Linked DNA regions of Mus musculus: region 2 is linked to region 1. The links are chromatin loops, found by intact Hi-C in ENCODE. Cell type or tissue: heart. All regions are shown on one strand. Each heading gives the region's core, and the rest is flanking DNA. Links, peaks and the distances in the headings are about the cores only. Region 1 has its middle 25 kb from the start of Gm30263. Region 2 overlaps Syt7 (synaptotagmin VII).

Region 1 (15,357 bases), core at 2,528-10,527:
CTTAACTGCTGAGCCGTCTCTCCAGCCCGGCATGACGTTTTCAATGTCTGTTTATTTTATATCACCTATCAGTGCCTCAATCCTCTTCACTGCTGAATAATATTCCACTCTGTGACCACATCCACCCATCATCTAGTAGACATTTCAATGATTTCTATTTTATCTCACTCCTAAAAGCACTCCAGTATAACTCTTTGGGCGACACATGTTTTCAGTTCTCTGAGGCATGTACCTGGGAGTTTAATTGTTGAGGCATTTGGTAACTCTGTGGTTTATTTTCTGAGGAAGTGCCAAGTGGGATTTCCAAAACAATTCCGCCATCTTGCATTCCCACCGACTGAGCACAGGAGTTGTAATCTCTTCCCACTCCTGCCAGCACTTGCTATTGTCTGCCTGCCTTTATATTCCAGCCACCCTTGCGGGTCTGAAGAGGCTTCTCATTGTGGCTTTGATTTGCATTTCCCTGGTGAGTTGGGCTAAGCAGCTTTGCATGTGTTTATTGGCCATTTGCAGGTCTTTGGAGAAATGTGTATTTAAATCCTTTGCCCAATTTTTAATTGGGTGATTCAGGTCTGCATTTATGTTGCCAGGGATAAAACTACAGGCAGGAAGACCCCATCACAGACACCTCAAGTGCTTTGCCAGCAGCCTGGGCCCTTTGGGATGGCCACACTTACCTGCTACTCTTTACAGAGGCACTGGATGGGAGTCTTGTCTAGCCAGCATGTGTGAAGCTCTGGGTTTGACCCCCACCACCTCATAAATCGGGTATGGTGATAAACACTAGTAACCCCTGAACTTAGGAGGTGGAAGGCCGGGGGTGGGGTGGGGTGGGGGGGTCAGAAATTCAAGGTCATCTTCAGATACATATGGAATTTGAGGCCAACCTGGGATACCTGAGACCCAGTCTCAAGAACAACAGGGCCTGAGGAGGTGCTTGCCATACAAGCATTAGGACCGGAGTTCGAGCCTTGCCTCCCATGTAAAGGCTGTGGTGTGAAGGCAGACAGGAGGATCCCAGGTTTGCTGGCCTAGCAGTCTAGGGAAATCATTGAGCTCCTTCAGGAAAAGACCCTGTGTCAAAAACTGAGGTGAGAAGCTGGAGTGGTGGCTCAGCAGTTATTTACCGTGTTCTCTCTCTCTCTCTCTCTCTCTCTCTCTCTCTCTCTCTCTCTCTGTGTGTGTGTGTGTGTGTGTGTGTGTCTGTCTGTCTGTCTGTCCCTGTCTCTCTCATGAACACACACACACACAGTAATAAAATTAAATTTTAATCTGAAAACAAAGGCAGGGAGTAACTGAAGAAGAACCCAGTCAACCTGTACTCCCCATAAACAGTAAATTCATCAATTTAATTAAATCACAACACCCCCCAAAGGCAGCTGTTGCGGTCCAGGGCTTGGCCACCTCATCTCTTCTGCAAAGCTTCCTCTTAGAATCTCTCTTATAGAGTGATATTTTGACTGTGTTGGGCCAGAATCAGAGGCCAAGGCTAAGCTCTGACTGGCGTCTGTGGTCCACACCACATCTCCTCAGGCCTCAGCTGTGCACACCTGGGCACCTCAATTTCCCCACTATCAATAGCTGGCCCCTTCCTTTCCCTGGTGCAGAGCTCTTGGGGTAATAGCACTAGGTTGGGATTGTAAATAGTGGTAACTGGAGGAAGTCCTTGGGGTGTTTGATGGAAAATTATCCTTCTGAAACCTTTCCTTCAGGGTCCCTGGGTCCCAGGGCCTCAGGATAGTAAATAGCCCAGGCAGCCCCTACAACTCAGATCTGCAGTGTAGGTCTGGATATCCCTGCTCCTAAACCCAGCCGTTCAGCTGTTTCCTCCTTCTCCTCTGGGCCACCCAAGCCTCCTCCCTCTTTTTCCCTAAGTGTTGAGTGGCATGTGACTGCTCAAGGGATGTGAAAGGCAGTGGGAAAGTGACACAACACTCCTTAATTACTATCTTCCTTCTGCATCCTAACACCTAAATTTAGCCAACAGAGTCTCGGCACAGGGGATGAAACTCCTCCCTCCCAGGACCCTTTTCTTAGGGGAGAGAGAGCCAGACCTTCCCCACGCACGCCCTGGGGGGCAGTGAGGAAGGCAGGACTTCTCATCAGCCTGGGGATGGGTCAGAATGTAGCAGAGGCCGGTGGGGGCACTGAGCTCCAGGGGTGACCCTCCCCAATGCACAAGGCAGGTGGCAGCTGGGGCCACTAAATCACCAGGAAACAGAATGGAACTACCCACTGACAGGAAGCCCGGCAGGGGAGGTGGAGGGGAGAAGTGGTCCAAGTGTTAGGGACACAGGATCCTGAATGAGACAGTGTCAAGCTCTCTCTCTCTCTCTCTCTCTCTCTCTCTCTCTCTCTCTCTCTCTCTCTCTCTCTCTCTCTACCACCTGCCAGCTGTGCAGCCTTCAGCAAGTCAGCCAGCCTCTCTGGGCATGTCTCCTCATCCGAACACAGTGCACCGCTGGGTAAAGTGGCTGTGAGGTTCCAGTAGACACCACAGATATAGCATGGGGCACCAAGCAAAACTGAACGGGCCCAATCATGATGTTCGTCCAAATACAGTGGTGTGGTATGTTAGCCCTGCAGTGGGCGGGGCCTGCAGTGGGCGGGGCCTGCAGTGGGCGGGGCCTCCGTGTCGGGACTCCTCCTCCAGTGCGCATCCAGGAAGCCTTACTCCTCTTCCTCTAGTCAGTTTCCCTTCCCCGGCTCCTTTTCCAGTATCTAACACAGTCCAACCTGGTCTCCACTCGCTGTGCAGCTCAAACTTCAGCTCCTCCTCCCTCTACTTTCCATGTGCTAGGATTACAGGCACACACCTCTCTATAGCTTAGTTTATACAGTGCTGGGGATCGAACCCAAGGCTGTGCAAGTGCTCTGCCAACTGAGCCGCATCCCTAGTCCCGCAGTGTGACTCTCAACACCTCTGCTTTACACAGCGACGACGCACAGGCAGAGGCAGGAGAATTGTCATGCCCTAGATCACCGGCCAGTTGGCAGTCTGTCTGCAAGTGCAGCACCTTCCTGTAGTGCCTAGGTGGCTGTACTGGCTGGTTTAGCGTCTGACGCAGCTGGAGTTATCACAGAGAAAGGAACTTCAGGTGAGGAAATGCCTCCAGGAGATCCAGCTGTAAGGCATTTTCTCAATTAGTTTGTGGGTGGGACCATCTCTGGATTGGTAATCTTGGGTTCTATAAGAAAGCAGGCTGAGCAAGCCAGGGCAAGCAAGCCAGTAAATAACATCCCTCCATGGCCTCTGCATCAGCTCCTGCTTCCTGACCTGCTTGAGTTCCAGTCCTAACTTCCTTAGGTGATGAACAGCAATGTGGAAGTGTAAGCTGAATAAACCCTTTCCTCCCCAACTTGCTTCTTGGTCATGATGTTTGTGCAGGAATACAAACCCTGACAAAGACAGGGGAACTTCCCTTCTTCCAGCCTGCTTAGAACTGCCCACTCCAGGAAGTCCTCCATCTGCCTCCCCACTCTGCCTGCAGGTTCCCCTGCTGCAGAGATCTATTGTCAATTACAAGCTCCATCCCCAGCTCCAAGAAGTCTAGAAAGAGACACCTTGTTGTTTCTGTGAGTTACTGGAGTTCAAAGTCACCAATCTTGGTAAAAGGGGAAAAAAAGTGTGTATGTGTGTGTGGGGGGGTGGGGGGGGTGGGACACAGCTGGAGGAGCTGGAAAGAGTTGGAGTGAATGTGTGCCTGCAAGCTGTGCACTCCAGATGTTGGCAGTGGTTTTATCTAGGCATGGTAGGATCAGGCAGGGATTCTGGGGTCAGGCTTGATGGAAAATAACCCCACCCCTGAGTCTCAGGTCTTGGTTCCTCATACGTAGAATTGGGTAGCAGAGTTAGCCTCTTGGGGCAGGATGCAAAGGAAAGAGACAGGCTAGTGGGACAGTTCTTCCATTCTGAACTATCATGGACAACAGCCCCTCACTCAGTGCCTGGATAAAGTCATTCTCAGGTGTGCACCCCACCCCACCCCATGGCAGGAGCTGGGGCATGTCATCACCTTGCACTCTTACTTCTGGTTCACACAGGGTGCCAGCCTTCAGGAGTATCCATCGGCAAAGCCTGGGAAACCCTTGCCCCTTCACTGTTCTGGCCCCAGATATTCCTTGCTGTCACCGACCACCTGGAGTTATTTAAACCTACAGGCAGCCACTGACATCAGCTCATCTCAACCAAAGGAATCAGGGAATTAAGATCTCAGATTCAGATCCAGCCTAGGCTCTGCCTAGGCTCCAAACTCCTGGCTGCCTCTGACACTGATGCAGTAGGATGCAGACTACTCTCTTGAGCTAGAGTCACCAAGCCCCTTTCAGGAGTGGGAGGTGATGTATCAGGTGGGCAGAGAGTGCTCTTTACGAAATAGGAAGTGAGAAGCTACACCCCTGCGGGGTCACGTCCTTCGTGAAGAGGCCTGTTTCAGTCATGGCGTTACTCCCTGCGGTGGCGTGCTCATGATGCTGATGACGTACAGGCAGCTCATGCTTTGTGGGCAGGTTTCAGGCACCACACAATGTCCTAAAATTTGACATATGTTGAGTCACCTTTCGCTCACAATGCCTTAGGAGACATGATCGTGAACTGGAGGCCTGGCTGGGTCAAAGCCCTGGGACTCTCAGAACTGGTGGTAGAATAGGGCTCCCACCCAGGCAGTCTGAATCCATTTGTTCACCCTGCACCCCTTCACCTCCAACCATGGGTCCTTCTGCCTCACCCCTGTGACCTGTTTCTCCCAGGCCTGGGATGTGCTGTCCACTGGAAGGTGATGTTGGGAAGAGGGATGTGGGCCCGGAGTGCCCTTACCAGCTCTCCAACCCCCCTTAAAGGCCCTGTGACCTCAACAAAATAAATATAAGAGTCAAAGAGACAGCTCAAGCTGCGGGGAAATGTTTTCTCAGCTGCCTCCTGCTCCTTTGCTTGCTCACCATCCAGTAAGGGATTCGGTGCATTGAGAAGTGGCCTTCAACAGCATCTCTCTGGGTGCCACAGTGGAAAGTTGTTCCTGTGAAGGTCAGAAACTAGGTTTCCATCCCAGCAAGGGGAAGAGGCGCGTGCACAGTCCCCTCATGGAAAGCTGATTATTGTAAGGGGTGACCTGGGGTCTTTGATACATGGTGGCTTTGTGACTAGTATTGTCATAGGGTGATCATTCAATCCTACCCATCCAGGAAGGACAAAAGGAACCAATAGGAGTATGGAGAGAAGGCTCGGAGGGTGAATGCACTTGCCGTTGAAACTTAGTAACACTGAGTTCAGTTCTTGAGATGTGATGACTCAAAGCTATTCCAGCAGAGATAGATGGCAGAGACAGGGGAATGAGCTGCAAGCTCATGGCCAGCTAGCCTGGAATACACAGCATAGTGGCAGGTACAAGGGTGGCCCAGCATTGAGTGGTAGAAGTTTCAGGGACCCTGGTGGTCCCAAGGCTCTGACTTGTAGATTAAGAAGACAAAGCTGTCTGGAGGGCTGACTGCCCTGGCACAGACATCTATCCACACCACCCATGCCACATGGCCGGGCGGGCATTCCACCGCTGCTTCCCCGGGGAAGATTCTGGAAAGGATTAACACCTGCTAATTTTCATGCAGAATCATCTAGCATGACTGAGGTGCTTATCAGATGTAAAATGGCCCATGTATAAGGGCTCTCGGGAGATTCATGAATGACCTGTATGTACTTAGAATACATTCATCTGAAAGAAACTAAAACTAAAACAAAAACAGAAACAACAACACAACCAACAAAGCAACAGTGGCCACATACTGTTTCCTTTTTTCTCCCAAGTAAACAGAAGGTGGAGGTATCTACTTCAGGGCTGGTATGGCAGTCCCACACGCGGGTACCTATATTAGTACTTGTTTCTTGGTCCCAAACGGCTGCTCCAGTTCCAACAAGCACGTGCACATTAAAGCACAGCAAAGAAGAAACAAGAGGTTTATACATCACAGAAGGACTATAGATATCTTAAGAGGAACTCAGGGATATGCTGGATCTGCCATCTTCATTTCAGGTGACTTTGTGTCCGGCTCAGCATCAGGAGTTCGGTGGGGAACACACTTGGAGCCAGCCGGCAGCCTCCGGCATCCCATAATCTGCCTCTGTTCCACAGGAAGGCTGGCTGTGTTTCCTGGCACTGTGCCCCCCAGCGGCCTTGAATCACTCGCTCTTTGTTCTTATGCCTTTCTTGTTCTTGGACATTCATCCCGTTCTCCAACACGCTGCCAGAAGTCCTGTAAGAGCGCGACTCTGCACGAAGCACAAAGCCTTCCCTCTGGCTTCCAAAGCCCCTTGGCCTTTGGGACCTGTCATCTGTCACAGCTCTGCTCACCTCTGCCCCACCCTCTGAGCCAGTGCCTGCCAAGAGTCCCCTCCTCAGCCCTCTGCAGGACTCCTAGCTGACCTTGAAGGCACACTACAGAAGGGTGCCTTGTATGTGTATCTTCCTCAGTCTCTAGGGAGCATCAGACTCCCTTTCTCTGGCCTCCCTTGGGCTTCCGGAGCCTTCCGTCATCTCTCTATTTATAGTTAGAGTCAGGTGGCTCTGGCCTCCACGTTGCTGGGTCTGGCTGGGAGAGCTGGTTCTGTCACCTGCCTGGGAAGCCTGGGATTTTCCAAAGCCATCCTGTGTCCCCCTCACTGTGCCAATGTCCCAGAGAGAAGCACCCACACCAGGGAGACCCTTACCACGCACACACCCTGCTGGCTGCTCCAGCCTTGTATCATGTGCGCCCCTCAGCTCATCACTTTTGAGACATAACTGGAGCACTCTGTGTAGTATTTTACCATTCTGTCACCATTCTGGTTTGCAGGCCTGGAGACCAGCACTCTCCTGCCCCTGAATGCCACAGTCTTGGTCTGTGACCTCCAGTTACCAAGCCTTTCTGAGCCTCTGCCATTTATAGCTGACTCCACTCTGATCTAACACATTGGGGTTCCCATGAGAACTGAGGCGGGTGATAATCGGCTCCCGGTCCTTGTGGATTTCATACCCTCCCTACCATTTCTCTGACCCCTGGAAACTGAAGGGAAGGATTGTTGTGCCTCTGGACCTTAACCCGAGGGCTAGCAGGCCAGCTAGCTTAGAAACCAAAGAAAGCCACTCTGGCTGAGGGTCCCGACGGCATTTGGTACCAACAGGGAGAACTGGCGCCTCCTAGTGGACAGCGAGAGAACGTCTTCCTGGCCATTCTGTGGTCCAGGCTAGAATGAATCCGAGACTGAAGTCAGGGTCCTTGTAGAGCCTCTCACTGCCAACTGGGACAAATCTCATCTCATTTAGCAAACCTCGAGTTCCTCAGTCTCCTAAGCTGAGATGATACCCCACACAGGATCACAGCAAAGCTTCCATCAGTGATTCCGAGACCAGCCTTGCACAGCGCTATTTCCTAGGTCCTCAGGGGCAGGAATTTGTTGGGAACCACAGGGCACTGGTAGTGAGGAGGTGAGAAGTCAGAGTTGTCGATGGGTGCTCTCTGGGTGCTGTTTCACTGTGACCTTGGACTCTGATGAATTAATCTCTCCCTCCAGCGCCGAGGTTTCTCAGAAGTTTTAGCTCCTATTAACATACCTGTCCCAGGAACAAGCTTACATCTGTATCCAATTAACCTCCCTGCCAACAATGATTCAATGAGTTCTTTGCCAGCGTTCACAGGGCTATCTCTGCTTTCCCTGGTCCTGAAAAGCAGAAGTATTGCATGAGCTACACCATGATGACTCTGTGGCAGGAGGGTCACAAGACACTGGCCTCTGGGGTGAACTTGGGGTCTTCTAGGAGTTGTGGCTGTTATGCTGAGCGGGCTCTAGCTGAGAGGCTGTATGGTTGGCTGTGGGTAGGGAGAAGAGACCCCCCTGTGAGTGAGTACCAGTGAATGTAAAAGGTATCTTTTGATACTTCTGGGTGGAAGGGAGCTTTCTGGAATGCATGCTGGGTATGGGAACAGTTCCTTTGTGGATTCCTTTGTGCTGGTGAGGCTGACAATGGGTGTTGCAGTTGGGGTGGGGGTGGGGGCTTCTGACTGGACCTGCTGAGACTGTCTGGGACCTCTTCGTATTAAGCTGTGCGTTCCTTTGGGATGGCTGGTCATGAGATAAGTGAGACTTGCAACTTGACCTCCCTTAGGATGGACCTCTCTTACAGTGACTCCCCGACTCATCTCTGATGTCCTAGGAAGCCCGAGGGGCCCTGGTAGAAGTGGGGTCTGAGGATCTGTAGGGGTTGCCCTCTTAGACCCATGCATTCAACAGTCCACCAGATTTTACTAAACACCTATTATGAGTGACTATAGATAAACCTATCAACAGGCAGTCTGATTGTGTAGTTGAGAGGAGACAGGATCCATAGGCTGGAAGGAGAGGCAGACTGAGCCTAGAGGAGTGGGTAGCTGGGAACAAGATCACCTTCCCTAAAGCCCCCACCCAGGAGTAAGGAAAGCAACGGGGACATCCTAGAGTCAGCAACCAGATCCCAAGCCTGACACCACCTTGGGGACAGACAGACAGAGGCAGCCCTAAGAGCTCCCAGTCCTTAGCTCCAGCCAAACTGCCTTTTTATCTTCTCTCTGCTCTCCCTCCCATGCCTGCCCTCACCAGTGCAGGTCTCCTGATTACCTGTCACCCATGAGATGTACCTCCTTGCCCTTCCTTGCCCTGCTGCCCCTTACCCTGGGTCCTACCTCCTCTCACCTTCCCTGGGGCGCTGGCCAACACCACCTCCTTTCCCATAGCTCTGCTCAAAACAGCTTTCTCTTTTGAAAGCTTCTCTCAGCCCAATTCTGTTCTGTCTTTTGGGCAGGGACCCTGGTGGGACCTCTGCCCACACCAGAGGCTCCCTGGCCCAGTGTGTTGCCATCCCTCCCTGAACAGGCTCTGTTGAAGTCGCTTCTTCTATTTTACAAAGGCCAGCAGGAGGCTGGGAGGGTTTTCATGGAGCCGCAGAGCTGCAGAGCTGCGTGCCTGCATCGGATTTGTGCTTTAGAAGTTCACTAGGGCTGGCAGAGGCGAGATGAGGGCACAGGGCTCCTATGATTGCTAGGCAGGGAGGTTGTGAGGGCAGGGGGAGGGGAGGACTTCTCTCAGTACAGCCTTTGCTTTTTCAGAGGTCTCTGAGCCTGGCTCTGCATGAGCAAGTCATGTGTCTGACTCCCTGCCTCCCAGCCCCAACCAGGAGAGTAAAAATTCAAATCCCTCAGATGAGAGTAAAAGGATCTTTGGTGCCAGGGGCAGGATTGTAAAGAATTTTTTTAAGTGCACAAAAAAAGGTCATAATGTAAAATTTAGTATCTCAGCCCCACTCCTGCCTGCTTGAGAGACAAGGCCTTGCCCTATAACCCAGGCTGGCCTTGAACGAGATATCTTCTGAAGTGCACGAGTCACAAGCCTAGACCATTGTCTTGAATTCATACTGAGTGTTTTAGGGTCTCATTAGCTCAGACTGGCTTTGTATTCACTGTGCATTTATCTAAGGCTGGCCTTGGACTTCTAAGTCTCCTGCTTCTTTACCTCCTGAGTGCTGGATCCAGGTATGCCCCATTGTACCTATCTTACGCAACACTTAGTGCTGGATTCAGGTGGGCCCCACTGTACCCGACTTACACAACACTAAGTGCTGGGTCCAGGTGTGCCTCACTGTACCTGACTTACACAATGCTGGGGATTGAACCGAGGCCCTTGTGCTTGATAGGCAAGCATTGTGTCAACTAAGCCATATCCCCAGCCTCAATTTTAGCTGCTTTTTGTTTGTTGTTTTTGTTTCTGAATCAGGGTCTCACGTGTTGCTCTGGTTGGCCTCAAACTCACAGAGATCCACCTACTTCTGCCACCCAAGTGCTGGGATTAAGGCGTGTGCTACTACACCAAGCAACTGCTTTTTCGACATTTATTTGTGCGTGGGCTGGGTGGCCTATGATTGTATGTGGGCACGTGCCATGTCGTGGTATGTACGAACATTAGGGGACAGACAGTTTTTAGGAGTTGGTTCTCTCCTCCCTCCACGTGGGTCCGAGGATTGAACTGCAGCCACACAGTTGGTGTCCCTTGCCTTTTGGACACCCCTTGTTTTTGTGTTCAGTCCAGTAGTAAATATCCGATTGTGCATCAGGTCTCTAGAGCTTTCCCACGCTGCAAAGGTGCAGAGCCTCTGCACTTGCTACACAGCCTCCCTTCCCACTCTCCTGCCCTTTGTCCACCTCCCGTATGTTTCACTGTCTATATAAATGAGTACTTTCTGCTCCCTCTGAGAGTATCCATCACTATCTTTCTTTTGTGACTCAAGAGTCTATACATTCCTCAGTCTTCAGGTCGTTCTGAGGCAGCTGGTATACAAGCTCAGGTTTGAAAAACAGTGGCTTGTTGTCACCCAAGCTGAAGGTCCTCTCCCCCTTGCTTCTTACCCTTGTGTGTAAAACCAGAGCCTAGTGACTCTGAGCCTTAAGTGAGGACTCCTGTGACCTCTGGGGGTAATTGTCTCTCAGACAGACCAGACTGAGAACTCAACAGCCCAAATTAGGATTAATTTTCACGACTTGTATTTTTGTGATGTTGTGGATGCCGGCCACTCAGAGTGTGGTTCTGCATTCCTTGAACCTGGCTACTAAAGTCCTCCTAGGCCCCACCTCCGCTGCAGCATCTCAATGAGTGCGTTAGCCAGCTCCGCAGGGGCTGGTGAGCATAGTGATGGGGAGAGGGCCTGGGAGTGGGGAAGAGGGGGCTTTCTAAGAGTTGGGCAAAGGGACCTGACCTAGAGCTCTGCCCTTTACCCCCACACGCTGGCGGAGAGTCAGGCTGATGTGGGTTTAGCCTGCTCCATGGCCAGAGTTGCCCTTAAGTACACTGTGTCTATACATCTGTGTAACGCTTCCTGGTGCCCTAGTTCCTGATCCTTAGTCACCAGCCTGGTATCCAGAGACCCACGGCTTCAGCTACAGATTCCCAGAGCTATGGACACATGGCCTTGAACTTGGCCTTCTCCCTCCCCGTGCCCTGTCTCTGACCCTCCCAGCAGGACATCTCATCTGCCGAGGACTCAGTAGCAATCCTATTCAACGATACCATAATGGCTTACAAGGTACCAAGGAAGGGGTGCACAGGCACCAGGCTGCTCAGTCCCAACAGAAGCCCCGGAGGATAGCACAGGGTGAGTCCTGGAATAGTACCGTGTCCCACGTGTAGTAAATGCCCAAGTTGTCACTTGAAATTTAGGCTCTCTGTCAGGGCTGAGAACCTCACCAAGGCACCTATATTTTCACTCTTTCAGCTTTTCCAGGGGACCGTTAAATGCTGAATCTAGAATTTGAACTCAGGGTTATACATGCCCAGACCCTAAATCCTTAATTGCTGAGCCCAGCCTCTTCACCTCACTCTCAGATAAGAAGCTGCATAAGCCAGACTGAGCATTCGAGGATCCCTGCGGACTGGCTTCCAGCCACCCTGAGTCCCCCTGGAACTGTCATCTTAGCAGTAACATCACTGATGAGCCCAGTCCCAGAAGCAGCAGCTGTGGTCTGGGAGGCTCATGAGCTCAGCACCACGAGGAGAGATGGAAAGTGACACCTTCAGGGGGAGGGGGCACAGATTGCACACCTGGGCCTGGTGCAGCAGCTGTCACACCAGGAGGCGGCAGCAACGGGAACTGACAGCGTGGGTAGAGGGACTTGCCCACCCAGGTACTGTGGGGTGCCTGTCACACAGCTAGCATGGAGGCTGGGAGGAGGAGTGTGGGGGTACAGAGCACATGAGACAAGCCCTGGCTAGACAGTCAGGGCCTGTGCTGGCTTCCACACAATGTAGAGGACACGGGGGTGACACGTGGGAATTGAAATGGCAGCTGGAACTCTCCCTAGCTACAAACTGTGGTGAGTTACTTCTCCTGGACTTCAGTCCCCAACTCTAACGGGGGTGGTAATGGTACCCCTTGCCCCGCTGTGAGCCTTTGGAGCCCCAGTAGACATGGAGTACCTAGTGCCTGGCACGCCTTCTCATGTGGGTTGGCTTTGAAGAGAAGCAATTTCCACCTGGCTGCTGTGAGGGGCAGGTGACTTACATACAAGAGAAAAAAAAAAAAGACCTGGTGCCAAGTGTACAGCCAGCTCTGTCAGTAATTGGCATTATTATTAGGAACAGGCCAGCTACATAATTTGCAGAGCGCAATGGAAAAGGAAACATGGGGCTCTCACACGTAACTGATTAAAAGCTCCAAAATGGCGGGGCCAGGGAGGTTGCCAGAGGAAGGAAAGGCACTTGTCACCAACCCTGACATGAGGTGAATTCTAAGAACACACAGAGTGGAAAGAGAGAACTGACCCCTACAGGTTGTCCTCTGACCTCTACCTGTGTATGGTGCCAGGTACACGCAGGTGTGCAAGCACGAGCTCACACACACACACACACACACACACACACACAATGTTTTTAAATGTAAATTTAGCATTAATAATAATTCCAAGAGTGGCTACAGAGCCAGAGGCTGAGAGCAGGGTCTGTCTGAGTACACAAACCTGCAATGTCTATAGCTGGCTTTGGTGAAGAGACAAAATTACCAAGGTTACCAAAGTGAAGGGTTCCCCAGCCCTGTCTCCACTCTACTAATTATTCTGGTAAAATTCTGTGCATTGTAGGAGCTTCTGACCTTCCTTTCCCTCTCATTAGCCTACTCATCATGAAAGAGCAGGCTCAGGCACATGACCCCATTGCGTGAACTTTTGGACGTGAGCAAGTGGCTACTCACCGCAGATAGGTCACCACTGCCTGACTGAAGCAAGAATTCCATGGGCTTATTGGGTTTACTTCCAGGAATGTGATGACACCCCTAAACGGCCACGTCACTGACAAGTCTCACCCCAGCATGAAGTAAGACACCTTCTTCCGTAGTCCCTCATACTCTTTGCAACACCTCCTGAGACCCCTAGACCACAAGCAACTCATGCAGAATTACATGCGGCTGGTGGGGAGATTCAGGAGGTCCTAGCTGCTATCTCAGTGGGTGGAGTCTAATGACCCACCCTGTTTCTTCTATGAGGGAATGTCTGCAGCCCCCCACCCCCGCTCTGCATTCATGTGTGTGTGCATTCATATGTGCTTGCACATGGAGGGCAGAGGTCAATATCTCCACCTTAGTTTTAATATTAGTGTGTGTGCACATATGGTATGTATGTCAGTACAGGCACATACACACCACCACATGTATGGGGGTGGACAGAGGACAACTCTCAGGAGTTGGCTCCCTCTACTGTGGTATTTGGGACTCAAATTCAAGAACTTGGGCTTGTAGCAAGTGCCTGCACTCACTGAGCTACCTCACCAGACCCTCACCACATATTCTTTGAGATTGGGTCTCTTGCTGAAACCGGAGTTCACTGATTGTCCAGACTGGCTGACCGGTAAGCTCTGGGGACCCTCCTGTCCCTACTTCTGAAGGCTGCGGTTACAGATGTATGCCACCACACCTGGCTTTTCACATGAATGCTGGGGACCCAAATTCAGGACTCCATGTTTGTGCAACAAGAACCTTACCCACTGAACCATCTCTTCCTTCTCAGCAGAGCCAGCTCTGAAGCTCTCTTGTGAGTAGTCACAGCTGCTTTGATGAATATGGTTATAGCTGTTATGCTCAGGGGACAGCTTTCCACAACAGAGCCTGAGAAATCATCCTATGCCCACCCCAAAGAAGGCAAGCTCCAGGGTACATAGGACCCTGTCCTGATGCACTATGGTGACCTCGAACAGCCTTAGGGCAGGGCAGGAACTCCAGAGCCCTGTGGTAGCAGAGGGTGTGCAGAAGAGGAGAGGGTGGGGAGGACAGTGCCCATGTGTCAGCCTGGGCTGTCCCTGGGGGTGGGCACGGGGGTGGTTCTGTTCTCTTGGTGTCTCTGTGTTTTCCCCGATGGCAGGGATTGCTTTTGTAATAGCAGGCAAAAACCATACACGAGCCTCTATTCAACAAAAGCACTGTTCTCATAGGAACCAGGAAGACAGCACCCCCCCCCCTCCCATGCAAAGTACATTCAAGGAGAAGAAAATAAAAGCCACAGAGATGGTTAGATTAGAATAACGCATCTGTACTGCCCCTACATAGCTCACCCCCTCCATGAAAGTCTGGTGTGAAAAGGCTAGAATTGTGTTCTATGGGGCTGCTGGGCTGCTGTGTGTGTGTGAGTGTGTGTGTGTGTGTGTCTGTGTGTGTGTGTCTGTGTGTGTGTGTGTGTCCGTGTGTGTGTCTGTGTCTGTGTGTCCATGTGTCCTAAGTGTGATGATGTCTGTGAGTGACTGAGTGTAGGAGGTTGGGGCGGGGGAGGGGGGAATAAACAGTTGGCCTTTCCAGAAGCTGAATTGTCCCAAATTGTCCTCTGTCATGCTAAGTGGCAGAAAGGGAACAGGCTTTGGATGGGGTGGAACAGCGTTGGAGTACCAGCTGCACCAAACCTGTCACGACCCTTCCCCAAGCTGCTCCCTGGTATAGAAGGGAGAGCACAGAATCTAAATTTCAGGATACGGTTCTTAAAATGAAAGAAACCCCACTAGTGCATAGTAGGTGTGCAACCAGTGAGGTCTCTTCCACCTCACCCCCCCCCCCATGCATCTGAGCATTACCTTGAACTTTGACATCTTCAGATGTAATCCGACCCTTGTGAATAGGAGGGAGGACTAATGTCATTCTGAGAGGCCAAGGTCTGCAGTCCCTGGTCCACAAGTCACCATTTAGCCCTGTTCTCCAAGGACGCTGGAAGTCAAACCCCTGATAGGGCCCTGGAAAGAGCCATTTGGTGGAGCGTGGAGACCCCTAGTGGCCATATCAGGGACTGCATGTCTCATTGAAACTTTCCACCCTGGGTCTTCCCTTCAAAGCCCTACAAACGTGTCCTGGAAACATCGGTGATACTTTGCACACTGACAGAAAAATGGTTATCAGTCTTAAGAATCCATTTTCAGATGCAGTAGAGACAAGGCCATCTTATTTCTGCTTCTTATCCTTGCAAATATCCATATAGAAAAGGGGCTTGGAATGATACACTTACAGGCCTGTAGGAGTGACACGCTCCAGGTCACCTATGGAATGAGCGGGAACCTGAATATTCATGTGGTTATTCAAAGACCTATCTTGACTGATAAACTGAGTCTGAAGTCATATTCCCTTCCTCCTCGGCAGGCATGATAGAAACACCAGATTCGTGGTTACAGGAGCCCGTGCTTGTGGTGTGCCAGCCACTGGAGCCCTTTGTGAATGGCCTCTCATCCCATTCCCCAGACAGCAGAGACTCTGAGCTTAATGAGCCGCCAATGTTCCAGAAGCATAGGTGTTTGAAACTCCTATAGAGTGCAGAGTGGAGATTTGAACCTAGGACCACTGAGCT
Region 2 (15,357 bases), core at 3,772-11,771, 95 kb before region 1:
GCAGGGTTGGCATCAGCTTCCTTTTACAGATAACACAGAAGCTCAGAGAGGCTGAGTAACTTACTGCAGACTGCCCGGCCATCGTTGTGCAGAGCAGTTAGTTGAAGTCACTAGGGTCTTTGGTTTCTGGCAGGGGCTCTGCCACAGCCCCACTCAGTTGGTCCCAGAAGTAGGGCTAAACCAGTCGGGAACTCAGAAAACCTTTGGGGAATTACCTCCTTCCCTGTCTGGCTGTCTTTCCTGGTTTGCTTATCCTTGGCCCCTGCTGCCTCCTCAGGGCAAACCCTTTGGGCCTGGCTGTGCACCCCAGCCCAGTCCTACCTTGCCGATGACGTCGTTGCGGCTGAGCTTGTCTTTGTCCATGACAGTGATGATGATCGTGGTCTCCCTCAGCTTCTCCGTGGGTATGTCGAAGGCGAAAGACTCATTGAAGATGGGGTTCAGGTTCCTCTTCTTTGTCACGGTCTTCTTTTTCTCTACCCGCTTGTCTTTATACATCAGCCACACCTTCACATAGGGGTCTGGTAGGTGATAGTAGAGGAAGGGTCAGAGGGTCAGAGTGTGTATGTTGGGTGGGGGACTCAAGGATCCTCATGCCCTTCCAGGTGCACCTAAGTGGGAGCTGGCTGCATGCTTTTTAAGTGGGTGACTAGGCCAGGTCAGGCAAGAACAAGAGGGATTAGGGATCATTAGCATAAGGTAGAACCTAAAAAGACCCTGGCCACTGCTTCAGTGTTCTCATGCTGGTACAGGTCTTCCTAAGCAGCTTGAGCTGGGACCAGGGTCTTCCCACCACAATGTTGCCTTTCTTCCCGATTCAGGGAGCCTGGCTGCCAAGATGGCACTGACCCAGAATATGTCCAGAGAGCTCTGCTATCTCTAGTCAGAGGACCAACAGGCAGGGGTTAGGGTTAGGACCCCAATACACTTCTATCTCCCGAATCTGAAGTGACCCTTGTGTCACGGGAAGCTCCCCCACAGGCCTGCCCACCCTGCTGTGATAAGCCTCAGCACCTGATGTGCCCCCGATGTCCATGGCTTTGAGGTTTCGAGCTTTGATGATGTTCACGATGATGGAGTTGGCAGAGGGGTTGTAGCAGAGGGACAAGAGCAGCTCCCCTCGGCTCCCCTATAGGGCAAAAAGAAGAGTGAGGCTGGGCCACAGGAAGGGGGATGTTCCCCTTGTTCTCCCTGCAGGGATGACAGGTGTGGGAACTAGAAGGGAGGGTGTGGTCAGAGAGCCTAGTTGTCCACAGGTCTTTTATGCCCTGACCTAGGTGATAGCAGCCCCTCTGTCAGCACTGCCATGCCACCTCCTCTCCACAGGAGAGCCTGTGCTTGCTCGGGGCTCTCAATTCCCTGAACAGAGCAAGCCCTGGGCTCATTGCACAGTTCAGGTGATTCATTCCACTCTGAGCCCTGCTGACATCCTGGGACTGAGGCTGGGTGAGGACCCTCTGCCATCCCTGACCACATGGCTTCAGTTAAGGGACTACAGGGGGCCTTACACTCCCATCGCTGCATGGCTTCAGATCCTTCCAGAAGGTCTGCATCTGGGTCAGGTCCACCTTGTTCAGAGGGATGGACACCTCCCCAATGGGGTCATTGCGGCTGAAACGGTCATAATCCAGGACCTGGAGGTAGAGGACCCTCTGCACCACTTTCTCGTAGGGAAACCCTGGGGCCGAGAAACAAGGTGAGAAGTGTTATCACAGCAAGAAAAGTTAAAATGGAGAAAAGGGAGAGATAAGAGAGTAGAAGGGAGGGGAAGATGGAGGGGGAAAAAGGGATGGGGTGGGGAAGAAAGAAGGAAGGCCCTGTGAGTGGGGCTGACCTTATAACCTCTGCTACCAGCCTAGGCCAGGGGGCCACAGCTGACTGCAGTAGCACTTTCTGAAGGGCCAGCAAGGACTGTCTCGCGTGACCCATCAGATGGGGAAACTGAGGCTCAGATGGTTTACATGACAGTCCCAGGACCAACAGTAGGACAAAGACCATCAATGAGCTCATTGCTTGTGTGCCCATTTCAGATCTGGGCAGTGGTCCCCTTGCTCCCTCCTTCAAGTCTGGACAAGTGGCTCTGCCTGAGGCTATGAGGCTGTCATATAATGAGTCCTAGGAAGAGAGGGAACAGGGAAACTAGAAAGGTGCCTGTGAGATGGAACCCGTGCTCTGGGACTCTGCCTTCTCCTTCACTTCCTCCAAGAGCTGAGCCTGTCTATCAGCTCTTCCTAAACAGAACTCATGGATACCCAAACCACCATCACCTTTTGCCCAGCAGCCACGAGAATGTCCAAACCGCCCTTCCCGCTCCCAAGCTTCCTCCCGTGGCCCATTCTCAACACTGTGGCCAGATTGATTTTTTAAAAATAGACAGCATGCCATAGCCTGCTCCTTTTAACATCCCAGTGTATTCAGAAGGAAAGCCAGACCAATTTGTTACCCAGTCCTTCTAAAGTGTGGCCCCACTGTCTTCCTTCTGTGGGCTGGTACCCACTCCTCCCTCAGTGCCCAGGCTCCATCCCTATACCTTTCCCCTGATCCCTTGAAGTCCTCTGTCCTCATCAGGACCTAACCCGTGAGCCCCCACCATGCCTGCTCCAGCCAATTCTCAACTTTTACATCTAATTCTTTCCTGGCATCACAGATGGGGTGGGCTACCCTGTAGCACACTCTATCACTGTGCCTTCTTGTCTCTAGGGCAAGCCCAAACAGATCTATCCATCTCTTTCCTACGTTATCTTATGGCTGGCCTGCCAGGCCAAGGTAGCCACTTAATATTTTTAAATTACATTTATATGTGTGAATGTGTGCGTGTATGTGTGTGCTCATGCGCACACATGGGTACTCATGCGCACACATGGGTACTCATATACCAGTGTGAATGTGGAAGTCAGAGGACAGTTTGCCAGGGACTGGTTCTCACCATGTGTATCCTGGGGAATCAAACAACGGTCATTAGGCGTGGCATCATGATAGAGAGCTCATAACTTCTGACCTCAAAAGGCCCCTCACACAGAAGGCTTTTACTTATGTAGATGCACACAAATGCACATAAAACTTTTTCTTTTCTTTTTCTTTTTTGTTTTTTCGAGACAGGGTTTCTCTGTGTAGCCCTGGCTGTCCTGGAACTCACTTTGTAGATCAGGCTAGCCTAGAACTCAGAAATCCACCTGCCTCTGCCTCCCAAGTGCTGGGATTAAAGGCGTACGCCACCACTGCCCAGCAAAACTTTTTCTTAAAGAAGGTCAACAGTTGAAGAAGACACCCAGTGTCAACCTTGACCTTCCACACACATGCATGTGCATGTGCACCTGAACACTACACACACACACGCCCCGGCACATGTGCACACACACAGAATAAATAATTTAATGGATGTAGAGATGTCAGTGGGCTGGCCCGCGTCGTGGCCAGAGTGAAGAGAAAGGGAGGAAGGTGGGTCTGACTTCTGGGAGGCACAGGTGACCCAGGATGGGCACAGGCCAGCCTCGATGTGCTGTGAGATACTGAGGTGTGAGCAGGAAGAAGGGAACACCTGAGGGAGCCCCACCAGCTGGAGTGACGGAGAGGAAGGGCCGGGAAGAACACTAGTAGGCTCTTCCCCAAAGACACAGAAACCCCAGAGGGGCCTCTGATGGACGCGGATCTGGAGACGATCCTTCTGATTCACGCAGGGTGCGTCTTTCTTTCTACCGACTAGGGAAGACATGTCTTGCTCATCTTGAAGGCCCCAAGGGACTTTGCCCAGGTGACCCGTGGCATCTGTTCAGGTGACATGCATGGAAACAAGTGTCCTGGGAATATCAGTGGCTCCGAGAGGTTCCTGCATCTAAATCAGTTTTTCCAGTGCCACACGAAACAGTCTCGTATATATCAAAAGCTCATCCGTCAGGACCTGCCTTGAATGGCTGGACACAATAGCAGCTTTGCCTTCCAGGAGACGGGACTGATTCCTTTTTCTCTGAACTCCCAGGATCCAGCTAAAAGTTGGCACTGAGCGAACGTTTGTGTGAGAGAGTTGAGGATTGGGGCCTCACCCATGTGCTGGCCATACATGCCAAGCCTCTGGCTAACTGTGCCATCTTCAACCCAGTAACCATGTTGACCTGAGGAGGAGGGGCCCAGAAACACAGAGGCATTTACAAGAGAGTCATTGTCACAGACAACGTCAAGGCACAGAATGCACAGGTACTGGTGGGCTTGGGTGCCAGTTGGGGAAGGGTCCCTGGGATAAGCCTGTTGGGCTCTAGAAGACCAGGCCAGGGCACCTCAAAGCAACTGTAACCCACAGGAACTGAGTTTTCCTAGCTGAACCAGGTTATGGGGAGACTTCAGGCTTCCCACTGTAGCACCCTGCCTGGGATAGGGAGTCCCCTCACTGCACTATGTTTTCAGATATGAGAGACAAGATTGGCTTTGAGAGCAGGGGCACATTTGGCTTAATGCCTCACGGACAGAGGGAATGGCTCAGAGATCTTGCGTGCCTTCCATGGCAGTAAGGAGTCAAAGGCCAGCAACAGACCATATCTTCAAGGAGCTGATATCAACACCTTTTAGGTGTCAGGGCCTGCTCTATGTGCTTTGAAAAGTTACTAATTTGCTTAATTACCATCATTACTGCTATTTTATAAATGAAGAAACTGAGGACCAGAGAGGTTAGGATTTTTCTTAATGTCACACAGCCAGTAAGTACGAAATCTGAGGTTCCAGTTCAGACAGACTAGACCAGGGCTGAGGAGGATGAGGATGAAGATGGAGGAAAGAGTCCAGGAAGGTTCTGGCACTTTCTCTAGATCTGTAGGGCCCCTTTACCTGGTTGTTCCAGAGCAATGTACCTCTGAGTGTCATAAGGTGGGACCCTAGCCTGTAACAGTCTCCCCCCTCAAAGCCTGTGGTCAGCTTGTTGACTTCTCTCATCTCCTGGGACCAATCAACAGGCGTGTGTGCGCGTGGGAGTCTAGCGTGTGTGTGCATCTTACATGCCTGCATGCCTGTGCGCTCGCAGGCGTGGGTTTGTCCATGTTTCTAAACTGCAGCCACACAGGCGGGACGGATCAGTGGGAGCAGCAACCAGCCTCACCTTCAAATAGAAAGGTCTCATTCCAGTGCGGGTTTAGATTCTTCCGCTTCACCTTGGTCTCCAGTTTGTGCTTCTTGTCGGGTAGCAGGTAGATCTTGACAAAGGGGTCACTAGTACCGCTGAAGTCCTTGGCTGGCAGCTCTTGGGCCTTCATGACCTTCACGGTGAGTGTGGACTCTTGGAAGTTGTAGCCAACACTGAACTGGATTCGGCCCAGGTTCTCTCGGCTGCAGCCCTCGTGGGCCTCATCCTCCTCAGAACCCGGGGAGAGCTGCAAGGGAAAAGATGGCGGGTTGGTGGGGATCCTGTCTACCAGGCTCCTAAGCAACATGTCAGGGTCCAGAAACCTGTCTGGACTGGAGGCCTGCTAGCCAATGTCTCCTTATTGCAACATGTGGCCAGCTGGGGTGGTGTCCTATCACATTCATGGCCAGTGGAGGATGTTCAGGCTCTGAGAGCCCTGCCTTAACCAGAAAGGGAGGGGAACAGGGCCAGGATGGCTCTACCTCCTGGATGGACCCCAGAGTCATGAGCAGGACAGCCAGCTTTCCCACCTCCTCTTGAAACTGTCTCTAAGAGTCACCCTAAGCTGGCCTGGCCTTTTCTCCTATTCCAGCCCTACAGACTCATGGGAGGCACACCAACTCTTATAAAGGGGCTTTCTGGGGGCCGTGGATGATATAGTTTACAGGATAGGAAAGGCAAGTGTTCAGATGAGGAGAGGCTGAGACACCAGGGGCATGACTGAGATAGGCTTGCCAGGATGTCCCCAGGGACTCTGACTGAAGCAGGCTGGGGTCTCTGGGGACTGAGGTTGTACCTCCAGGCTATGCCTGTCCCTTGTCTCCATTCCTCAGAATAGATACCTGACAGGTATGGACAGCAGTGGTGGCCACAAGGAAGGGTTGAGTGTCACATTTTCATTGGAAACGGAAGGGGGGCAGTTGGGGCTCTCCCAGCTGGGTTATCATTCTCTAAGAATAATGGAAGGCCTTGAGGTCCTACCCTGCCCAGTCAGGGGCCCTGCTGGCCTGGGTATTTTATGGTCTACATCTCCTTAGTTGATAGAAAGGAATCAGGAATGGACCCCAGGGAATTGCAGGTAGGATGAAATGGTAGGCACTTGCCTTCTCCCCACATTCCCTCAGAAAATCTTTGCCCCCACCCTGCTTCTTGGAGAGGCAACCCCAGCTCTTCCACACAGTATCACAGTGACATAAGGCAGACAGAGGCACATACCATGGTGAAGTCTCTTACGTCACCTTCTCATGGCCAGGCCAGGCGGCTGTCACTCACCTCTTGCTGAGGAGACTGGCTCAAAGAGGTTAAATTACACGTACAAGCTTTCATAGCAGTAAGGACCCTCTCTGACTTCAAGCTCCACTCAACAGGCCCAGCCCCCAAGTCACAGGAAGGCCCTCCCCACAGCCACTGAAAGCAAAGACCTGCCTGCACCACTGAGAAGTGTCCAAGATACATTGGTGATGGAAAATACGCCCACGGGTCAGCCACCTGCCACACACTAACTCTCCCCTGTGCTTGGCCTCTTCTGTGTCTTACTCTACCCTGAGGCAGGCACTGGTATGTTCAAAGTTTGGCTTGGAGCACACAGATTTCAGGTCACTCACCTCAAGTCCAATGACTGAATGGCTAGTCATAACTTGAAGTCAGGTTTGTGGCCAGCAACTGTGGGTTCCTGGCTACTTGTCTTGGCTCCTGAACTTAGACCTTAGTTTGAACTTGACCTTGGGCTCCATCCAGTGGCTGAATGGGGATTGCACTGTGTGTGTTTGGGACTGGGGCTCATTTAGCCCATAGGGCCTCTAATGCTCTCTGTTGAAAAGATGTTCTTGAACTTGTGACCCCTGTCTCTATCCCCTGACTGATGGGTCACGTGCCACCACACCTAGTTGATTAGGTGCTAGGGACCAAACAGTGCTTCATGCCAGGTGAGCACTCCACCACCTGAACTACACTTAGGCCCATTGCTGATGCCTCTGCTTAGTCCCTGGCTGATCTCATAGCCCACAGGCTCTATCCTAGGCCCACTCAGGATGTGGCTTCCTGATGTCCTCACATCCTAAGCTCGCAGCAGTCATCTTCCCCTGAACTTTACTTCCAGAACCTGCATTCGGGGAGGGGGGTTGGGGACCATGGAACTTAAGACTGTGGGACTCCCAGGAGGGTAAAAGAATTCATGGCACAAGTAGGCAGAGCCAGCCAAAACTACCTGCACCCTCATTCCCTCTCATATTATGGGGGAATCTTAGGCCATTGTAGGTGTGGGTAGCCTCAGCCCCACCTAAGTATGCTCTATCTCATGGAGGAAATCTGGTCTGTCTGGGCAGACTTCACCTCTAAAGGGAAGGAAGCTAAGCACCCACGTGCTTTCTCAAGGCCCAACTCTGAGCTCTAGTAAACAAGCCATTGCCATGGCAACTAGGCTGCCCAACTTTCTCCTCCCCTGCCCCAGCAGTAAGCCTTAAAGGACATCAAGCCAGCCTGTGCCAGGTCCCATGCTCCCTAGAGAGGTTGGTTCTGTCCACTTCTAGGTATCTGACTCCTGGCCCTCAGCCTCAGCAGCCTGGGGTCTGGACAGCACCACAGAGTGAGGTCACAGGTCATACTCTGGCCTGCTTATCTTTACTGTCACTGTTAATATGAATGACCTGGCACTGGCAGAGGACTGGGTAATTAGACTTGCCTTCCCACCTCCGGGCATCTGTGGAGCACACGAGAGAGAGAGAGATGGGCCTGTACTTCCTTCCGCTGCTTGCTGGAGTCTGCCAGCCTCTCCCTCAGGGCAGTAAGGGGCTGGCCAGCTGACTGGGAAAGGGCTGTCCCTTCTGGGAACTTGACTACCGGGAAATAGCACCAATTAGGGGGCTAGGCAATGAGGCAGGGTGGTCTGTGGCAATGGGCTGCACAGAGCAAAAGACAACCAGCCTACACAGAGTTGTAGTTGCAAACGGGCCAAGGGGCATGCAGACGCACGCTCCACCTCAGGCCTGATGCCTGGAAACATGAGTCCTTACCCGGAAGCCTTGTGACTCTGTGTGCACATTGCTACTTGAGATAGGACAGACTGGCAGCCCCGGAAACTGTGAGACCCTGCCTTCTCAGTATGGGAACCCAGTGGAAAGAGAAGGTGCTGGGTCCCCACCATAACCCTCTCTAAGCCTTCCTTCCAGGAACTCCCGGCCCACCAGATCCTTAACTGGTTCTTGTCTGCCAACTTGCCAAGCCTGTCCTTGGGCCTCTGGAAAGAACAAGTAGCTGTAACACATTGGTGCCACCAGGGGGTGTCATGAGAACTGCAGCCTCAGCTAAGGTGAACAACCTAGCCTGGGACTATAAGCCAGTCAGCCACAGAGCAACCGAGGTCACTGGTGGGCTACAAGACCGTCACCCCTGGGATCTCCACCTTACTACCATCTCTGCCATTTTAGGGAAGAGGCATGTGCCTCCATGCCACTGCCCCACAGCTTCTCCTCCCAGGACATTAAAAACATCTTGTATGAGTAGGATTTCCTAGTCTTTTTCTCAGCTCAGAAAAGGACCAAAGGAAGACAAATGAGGAAACTGAGGCACGGAGAGGCATTTCGATGAAAGATGGGGGTGGAGAGGAGCGGGCCTCAGTCAGTCAGCAAAGCCACCTGGCTGGGACTGAGTACCTAAGTCTCTGACTGAGTTGACTACTTCTGGTCCCCCAACAGCCCGTCCCCAACCCTTCTCACCATGAGCATCTCGCTGGTAAGGGAGTTGACGAGGTCCGAGACAGAGGAACGGGTCTCCGTTCTGCGGTCAGACTCATCGTGTGGCGTCTGGCCGGGCACTGGGGCTGTATTCACAGCCTTCCCTCCTGCAGGCAACCTGGAAGTGGGGGTAGGGAGTTCCAGTGAACACAGGCTTCAGGTAGGGCTGGGCTGGGCTCCATGGGCCTGGGTAGCCACAGGATCTTCTCTGAGAAATCAGCCCTTGTCACTTCCTGTGGGCCAGCAGGAGTGAAACCCTTGTTCACAGAAAGCCTGGTGTTTCCTGAAGACTCACAATTGGGGATCATCCTTCTTGAGCCTCTGTCTCAGGTGATTGGCTGAGCTGCCTTGTGGGGGCTGTTTAGAGGGAGCCTGCACACTTCCTGTTACTCCCCAAAGCCCCCCAGCTCTCTGGCTTACATGGCTATTCTCTGAGCTCCTCAGCTCTGCGGAGACCTGTTCCATCCAGTCTGGAAAGGGGAGGCACTAGGTGGCCTGTCCAGGTGTCTCGCCACGTCATTACCCTCTATAAACACTCCACAGCCTCTCTCCCAGAGCCCCACCTGTGTTTGCTCGGCCTGAGCAGAGCCAAGGTGTTCTTCAGCTTATAGCCAAGGTGAGGCGGGGACCACTGTCCACATGGCTCTGTTTGGCAATGTCTCTCTGCTGTGATAAAGTGTTCTTGAGCTGTCTCACTCAGTACCAGCCACGTGCTTGGAATCTCTATATTACATTTGCATGCTGCCAGAGTGAAGCACTGTGCACATGCCTGTATGTGCATATGGATATGCACATGTATATGCGTGTATGTGAAGGCCTTGATTGCCATTCCTCAGGTGCTGTCTCTATTGTTTTTGATACAGGGTCTCTTATTGGTTTGGAGCTTGTAAAGTGTGGCTAGCTGGTGGGTTACAGGAGCCTGCCTGACTTCAGTGCCTCAGCACAGGGTTTCCAAAGCCACTATGCACAGCTTTTCTTTTTACATGGGCTCTAGAGGCTCAGGTCCTTGTGTTTTTACTGACTGAGCCATCACCCCAGCCCTGAGCATTAACGCTTTAATCTGATTTAATACAAGCTCTTTTACCAGCTGAAGATGTAGCTGTATGATAAAGTGCTTGCTTATCCAACATTAATCAAGACCCTATGTTCTATTTCTAACATGGCACAAGAAGTGCCCATTCAGCCTTAACAGCCATTTAGGGCAAGAGATAACCCCGTGAGCCCTAGTCCCCACCCCGTTCCCCACTCACACAACACATTTGATAAGATTCTCACCCAGAGTTAGAGAAAGGCAGGCTGCCACCTAGCAGGCAACCGTGTCCATACCCGATGCCATGCTGGTTCAGGGGGCCGGGATTTCTGGTTTAACAGTCAGGTGGTTAGCCCAGGCTCCATTCAGCTGGGACTTAGGAAGGGACGACTAAGACCCTGCCCAGGGACCAGGCTGGAATGTCTCATGAGGAGGAAAAGGTGGGAACAGGCAGTGAGGAAGAGATGGTGTAGGGCTTAGGGAAGGCTAAAATTAAACAGCTTTGAGAGCACAGAGCCACACAGGCTGGATACAAGCCACATCCCCTGGCACAGACCAGCTTGAAGTACATGGGCGGCCACAGCAGGCAGATACATACATGCTCAGAATATGCCAGGCCCTGGGAAGACACCAGGATCCAACAGCAGGGCGTGCACACACAGACACACATACATACACATAAAAACTCACACAAGCCCAACAGATATCTAGAGTGACAGGGAGAAGACAGCAAAGGCGACAGGCACAGTGCAGCCAGCACCTCTGTGGTAACACACACAGCTGAGGGCATACTTAGATCCCTAAAGGTGGAGGGCGGGGGAGACCCAGCCACGCGAAAGTGTGCATGTGAATTAGAACAAAACAGAAGCAGGAAAGGCAGGGACAGCCGGCCATCAGGTGCACCATACACCTGCTGTTGAGACCCTGGCCTTGCGCTGAGACAGGGCATAACATGTCCACCCACCTGCCTGCCCTCTCCCTGAACACCCTAGAGGTGCGGACACACCAGTGCACAGAGTAGCAGGTACATACAAGCCCACCCCCCCAGGACCACACACACACACATACAGAGACACGTGCTCACACAGACAGGCACGGGGAGGAAGAGGAGACTGAAAATAGCTGGAGAGGTAAAGTCAGGTTAAAAATAGAGCAGGAGAGGAGAGAGCGTGAGATTGACTACTGAAGGTATGAGAAAGTCGGAGTTATTTTGGCCACACCACAGCGTCAGCATAGCTGCAAAGCAGCCTGGGAAAAGATGGTCAGCACCCCTGAAGCTGTCGGAGGTCACAGGACAGAGAGATAGGCATAGGGATCAGCAGAGGGAGAGGCCGAGGGGCTGGTCACTGGCCCAGGGACACCCCTGTGAGGAGCAGATGGAAGGAGGAGACAGAGAGAAGAGAGACAGAGAAAGAGGGGAGAGGCGAAGAAAGGTTAGTCAGACGTGTGGAGAAGGCTGCTGGGTGGACAAGGGGACAAGGAGGAGCGAGGCGGCCGACAGGAGAGGCAGAGAGGAGGCGGGGGACACACAGAGGCGGAAGAAACATGGTGGCTTCGGAGGAGGCGAGCAATGGGGGTGGCCTGGTCCGCTCTGCCCCCCACTCGGGGTGAGGGTGGGGCCACGGTGGAAACCATTTGGATCCCAAGGAGCAAAGGTGAAATGCTGGAAAGATGGCCATGAGAGCGCAGTGGGTGGTGTGGGAGAATGAGTGGGACAGACGGCAAGGGTGGATGCTCCATCCCCCATCCCACTCCTACACCTAAGAGTACCTGAGATAGATGTTGAGGCCCAGGGCTTGGGAGATTCTGGAAGGGAGCCCCCAGGGGACAAAGAAATGTTGAGTGGGTAAGAGGCAGACTGTCCCTAACATCCCCGTACCTTGATAGATACCCATCCTTTCTGTATGAACCCTGAAGTGGCTTCTCCTCACAGAGTGCTCTCGCTTCTCTCTCTCTCTCTCTCTCTCCCCCTCTCCCCCCCCATGAGCCTGTTGCTTAACAGACCAAGGGGACTGAGTGTTTCCTCCAACAGCAAAGACACCTGGTCCAAGGGTCAGCTGGGGTAGAGAGGGCATGATTTAGAGGAAGGGATAGATGAGCCAGCTTGTAGCTATAAGGCCCAGAAGTCAAAGGGTGGATCCCAGAGGTGTGACAGCTTAGTGGGGGCACATATGCTAAGCTATGGGATAGGGGACTTACTAGGGAAGAGTCAGTTGAGGGTAGCCCTTGAAGCTACCCACTCAGAGACACCCCAAGAGCTATGAGAAATGAGTTTCAAATATGGGAGGGCATGAGCAGGTGAGAATGGCATGTGTCCACTGGGAAAGTGGGGCCAGGTGGTGGCAAGGGCCCAAAGCCTCCACCTCCACACCCACCTTTCCCAGGCAGGCAGAGGACAAGCTGATGTCATGATCAGAAGGGATGGGTGTACTAAAATATGGAGACCTGAGTGGCAAGGAGGTATAAATAGGCTGTTGGGTGAGAATGGAGTCGGTTAATTAACACATGGGTGATGTGAAATCTCGTTTCCAGCCTGCATCTGCTCCCTCACGCTTCACACCTTCCCCCTAGCCCTCCCTGGCAAAGGGCTTGGGTTCTTCACAGGCTTTCAGAGGGCTCCAGTCCCCCTTGCATCCTTTTGTCCCTGGTCCCACCCCCCTTGGCTTGTGGCCCTCTGGCCTGCTTAGAGCCCATCTTTGATACCCTGTGGCTTCTGTCAGACCCAGTTAGGTTGGGGGTGGCAGTCTCTGCTACTCCCCCAACCCCTTCTTCACATACACGGGCTCAGGGACTGACACCAGCCGAGGCACCAAGTGGAGGAACAGGTTCTCCCCTCCTACTCGGTAGGGACTTCTGACCCACTAGACATGCAATGTGGATTCAGAGTGGGAAGGGAAGAGAGGGCTGGTCTCCAGAAGCCACTGTGAGATAGCCAGATAGCTGTCAAATACAGCTTATCTCTCCTAAGCTACAGGCCTCTAGCAGCAGCCTGGGGCAGTCCCTTCCTGTCCCTAAAGGCCTTTAATGAGCACCAGGGTTACCAGTCTAAACCTGATCTCTGCTCAGCTCACAGGATCTGACAACTGTCCCGGCCCTAGGGCCCATTTCCTCATTAGAAGCAGTGTGTGTTCCTCGGAGGTCACCCTGCTCAGTGCTTCATTTGACAGAGGCAGATGCAGAGGCCTAGACAGGGTCTCTGACTTGTCTGAGGTCATGGAGCAAGGCTCCGGCTAAACCAATGCTGGCCCACATGCCCTGTCTTTGATCTCATGGAATGCAGAACTGAGCACAAGTAGATGTGAACACAGCCTAAGGCCAGGTCGAGGGAACAGGCAGGTAAGGACTCCACCTTTGGGAGTGCTAATAAACCCTGCGACCTTCAACCCTCCCTTTACCTAGGAGCACCGCTCACCCACTCCTCAACAGAGGGAACAGCAGGAGCTGCTTCCCAGAATTCTAGGTGGAGAAGGCTAGGAGGTCCAGCCTGTACTGCAGCCACCAGGCTACTGTTGGCCTTCACTGGGCCCTGAGAAAGGCAATGGGGCCAGGGAGCCTGGCAGAACCAGACTTTGACCTTGCTGGGAACAGCTGGCCCCACATCCCCTTTCTAGAGGCTGTGCTCAGGGGCCACCCTTCTGGTCCCTTCTGGTCACCAGGCCTCTCCCATGGTTCCTCACCCCAGACCCTCCCCATCAGGGGCTCTTCCTCCATGGCTGAGTGGCATAACGGGTCCTGCAGGGCAGGGGGAGGTTGAGATGGTGGGGATGAGGAAGAACAGGCTTAGCCATTCCCCAACATCCGCCCTCACTCACCAACCACCGGAGAAACGGGGATTTCTGGGTTGGGGGTGGGGCAGAGATGAAAGATGGAGGGGCGGCAGAGGGAGGCAAGCAGGGAGATGGGGCCCAGGAGGCTGGGCTTGCTCCAGGCCAGGACAAGCATGCTGGGGAGCAGGCTTGATCCAGAATGGTCCCAGGATGGTCCCTTCATAGACCCATGGGACACCACTCAAGTGGTCAGGGGACAGAACACCAGCTGGAGGGCTTCTTCTGCCCCAGCATCTGCTGAAGACACCACCACCTCGTCCAGCAGTCAGGGCCGGCTGAGGCAGGTGGCCTCTCCGTGCCTCCTTCTCTGCCGCTGTTGCCGCTGCCGCAGGCCTCGCCCGTGCTCGTACCTCTTGTCCCCCTGAGCGTTCTGGTTCTGCTGGGTTCCTGGGTTTTGCAGGTCAGGGATATTGGCAAAGTCATCCTGTTCCGAAAGCCCTAATACCAGGGATAGCACCACCATCCGGCCTTCCCTGCCCAGGATGGGCAGCCCACCAGCCGGGGTGACAGGAGGAAGCCCCACGGACAGGAGCAGGGGTGAGGGGAGGAGAGAGAGAGAGAGAGACAGAAACAAAGAGAGAGAAGAGAAAAAGCGTAAGAAACTGGCCCTGGAGAAAAGAAACCAATCTTCAGAACTGTAAATAGTTGGAGACCTGAGAGGGGTGGAGGGAGAGGATCCAGCTGGCCTTGGGCCAAGAGCTGGAGTCTTTGGGGTAACATGGGACAGGGGCTAGGCACAGGCCTGAGGAGAGGACTTAGGGAACACCCAGGCTGCAGATTGGATCTCCAGCTGAAGTCATGCTTACCTCTTCCCTGGGAGAAGGGGAAGAGGCTCTTCCCATACCTTGTACAGGGCTTGGGAGGGGAGGTTAGGGACACGGGGGAAGCACTACAGGAAAATCTGACATTCGATGGGCATTATACACTGTGCTCAGGGATGCCCTTCATAGATCTCTGGGTCATGCTCAACAAGATGTCCTTGAAGCCAGCTAAGCAGCTTCTTCCAGGCTTCCAAATATACAGCCCATCACAGGAAAATCCCAAAGCTGGCCGAGATCACAGGCATACATAGTGAGACCTCTCTCTTGTCCACCTTCCCAGAGAGTCAGGGACTAAGAGGCTTCTGGGACCCGTTCAGTGGAGGTCTCTCCTTGCAGAAGTACTTCAGAAGGCATCAGGAAGCAAGGGTGGAGAGAAAGTGCAGGAACTTGGCAAGGTCTGGAGAAGCTTTGGCAGGGCTGCAGGGAGCCTGTGCCTGCAGTGAGGCGCTGCTCTGAGGGAGGATGGCCAAAACAGAATGGCGGGCAGGTACCAACAGGATGAGTGTGACTTGGAGAGGAGGTGTGCGCAGCAGCACGGGGTTGAAGGCCACACATGTGTGGAGCCCGCCTTGGAAAACCATGGGACAACTGTGTGGGGCTTTGCTAGTGACACGGGCACTTCCTGGAAAGAGACGAAAATTCCGATGGCTGCTCTACATCAAAGCCATCAGAGGTTTTGAGTTTGCAAGGGCTTTGTAGAGCTCAAGAGAACCGCTGTTGAGCCCGTCAGAACGAAGAGTCGAAGGATTCTCAGACAGGGCAAGCGTGAAAATGTGCTTCAAGAAGGGCCAAGGGTAAGACGGGGAGACTGGCAGAATGTTCCAGAAGGGGGTGGATCCTA

The links. Peaks named below come from ENCODE experiments on the same cell type or tissue, not always from the same donor. Only the 100,000 strongest peaks of a DNase experiment are listed, where the experiment ranks them.
Region 2: it touches region 1 in a loop (5-fold over the local background); 30 of 42 quality-filtered maps call a loop at or near these places.

Annotation. Positions count from the first base shown.
Region 1 is chr19:10,333,148-10,348,504 of GRCm38, reverse strand. No RefSeq gene overlaps it. Among named protein-coding and RNA genes, the nearest start is that of Gm30263, 25 kb to the left of the region's middle. In heart, for the core only: a CTCF peak has its summit at 7,170 (motif pointing left); DNase peaks (open chromatin) are centred at 6,154 and 6,514; H3K4me3 peaks cover 214 bases; H3K27ac peaks cover 1,593 bases; H3K27me3 peaks cover 5,019 bases.
Region 2 is chr19:10,429,149-10,444,505 of GRCm38, reverse strand. It overlaps Syt7 (synaptotagmin VII), which reads right to left. Exons shown (of 12, transcript NM_001373944.1): 6 at 14,046-14,168; 7 at 8,821-8,956; 8 at 5,084-5,354; 9 at 1,509-1,678; 10 at 1,015-1,129; 11 at 322-521. Among named protein-coding and RNA genes, the nearest start is that of Lrrc10b, 21 kb to the left of the region's middle. In heart, for the core only: CTCF peaks have their summits at 6,852 (motif pointing left) and 8,377 (motif pointing right); DNase peaks (open chromatin) are centred at 7,665, 8,285, 10,415, 11,075 and 1 weaker place; H3K4me3 peaks cover 340 bases; H3K27ac peaks cover 814 bases; H3K27me3 peaks cover 1,950 bases.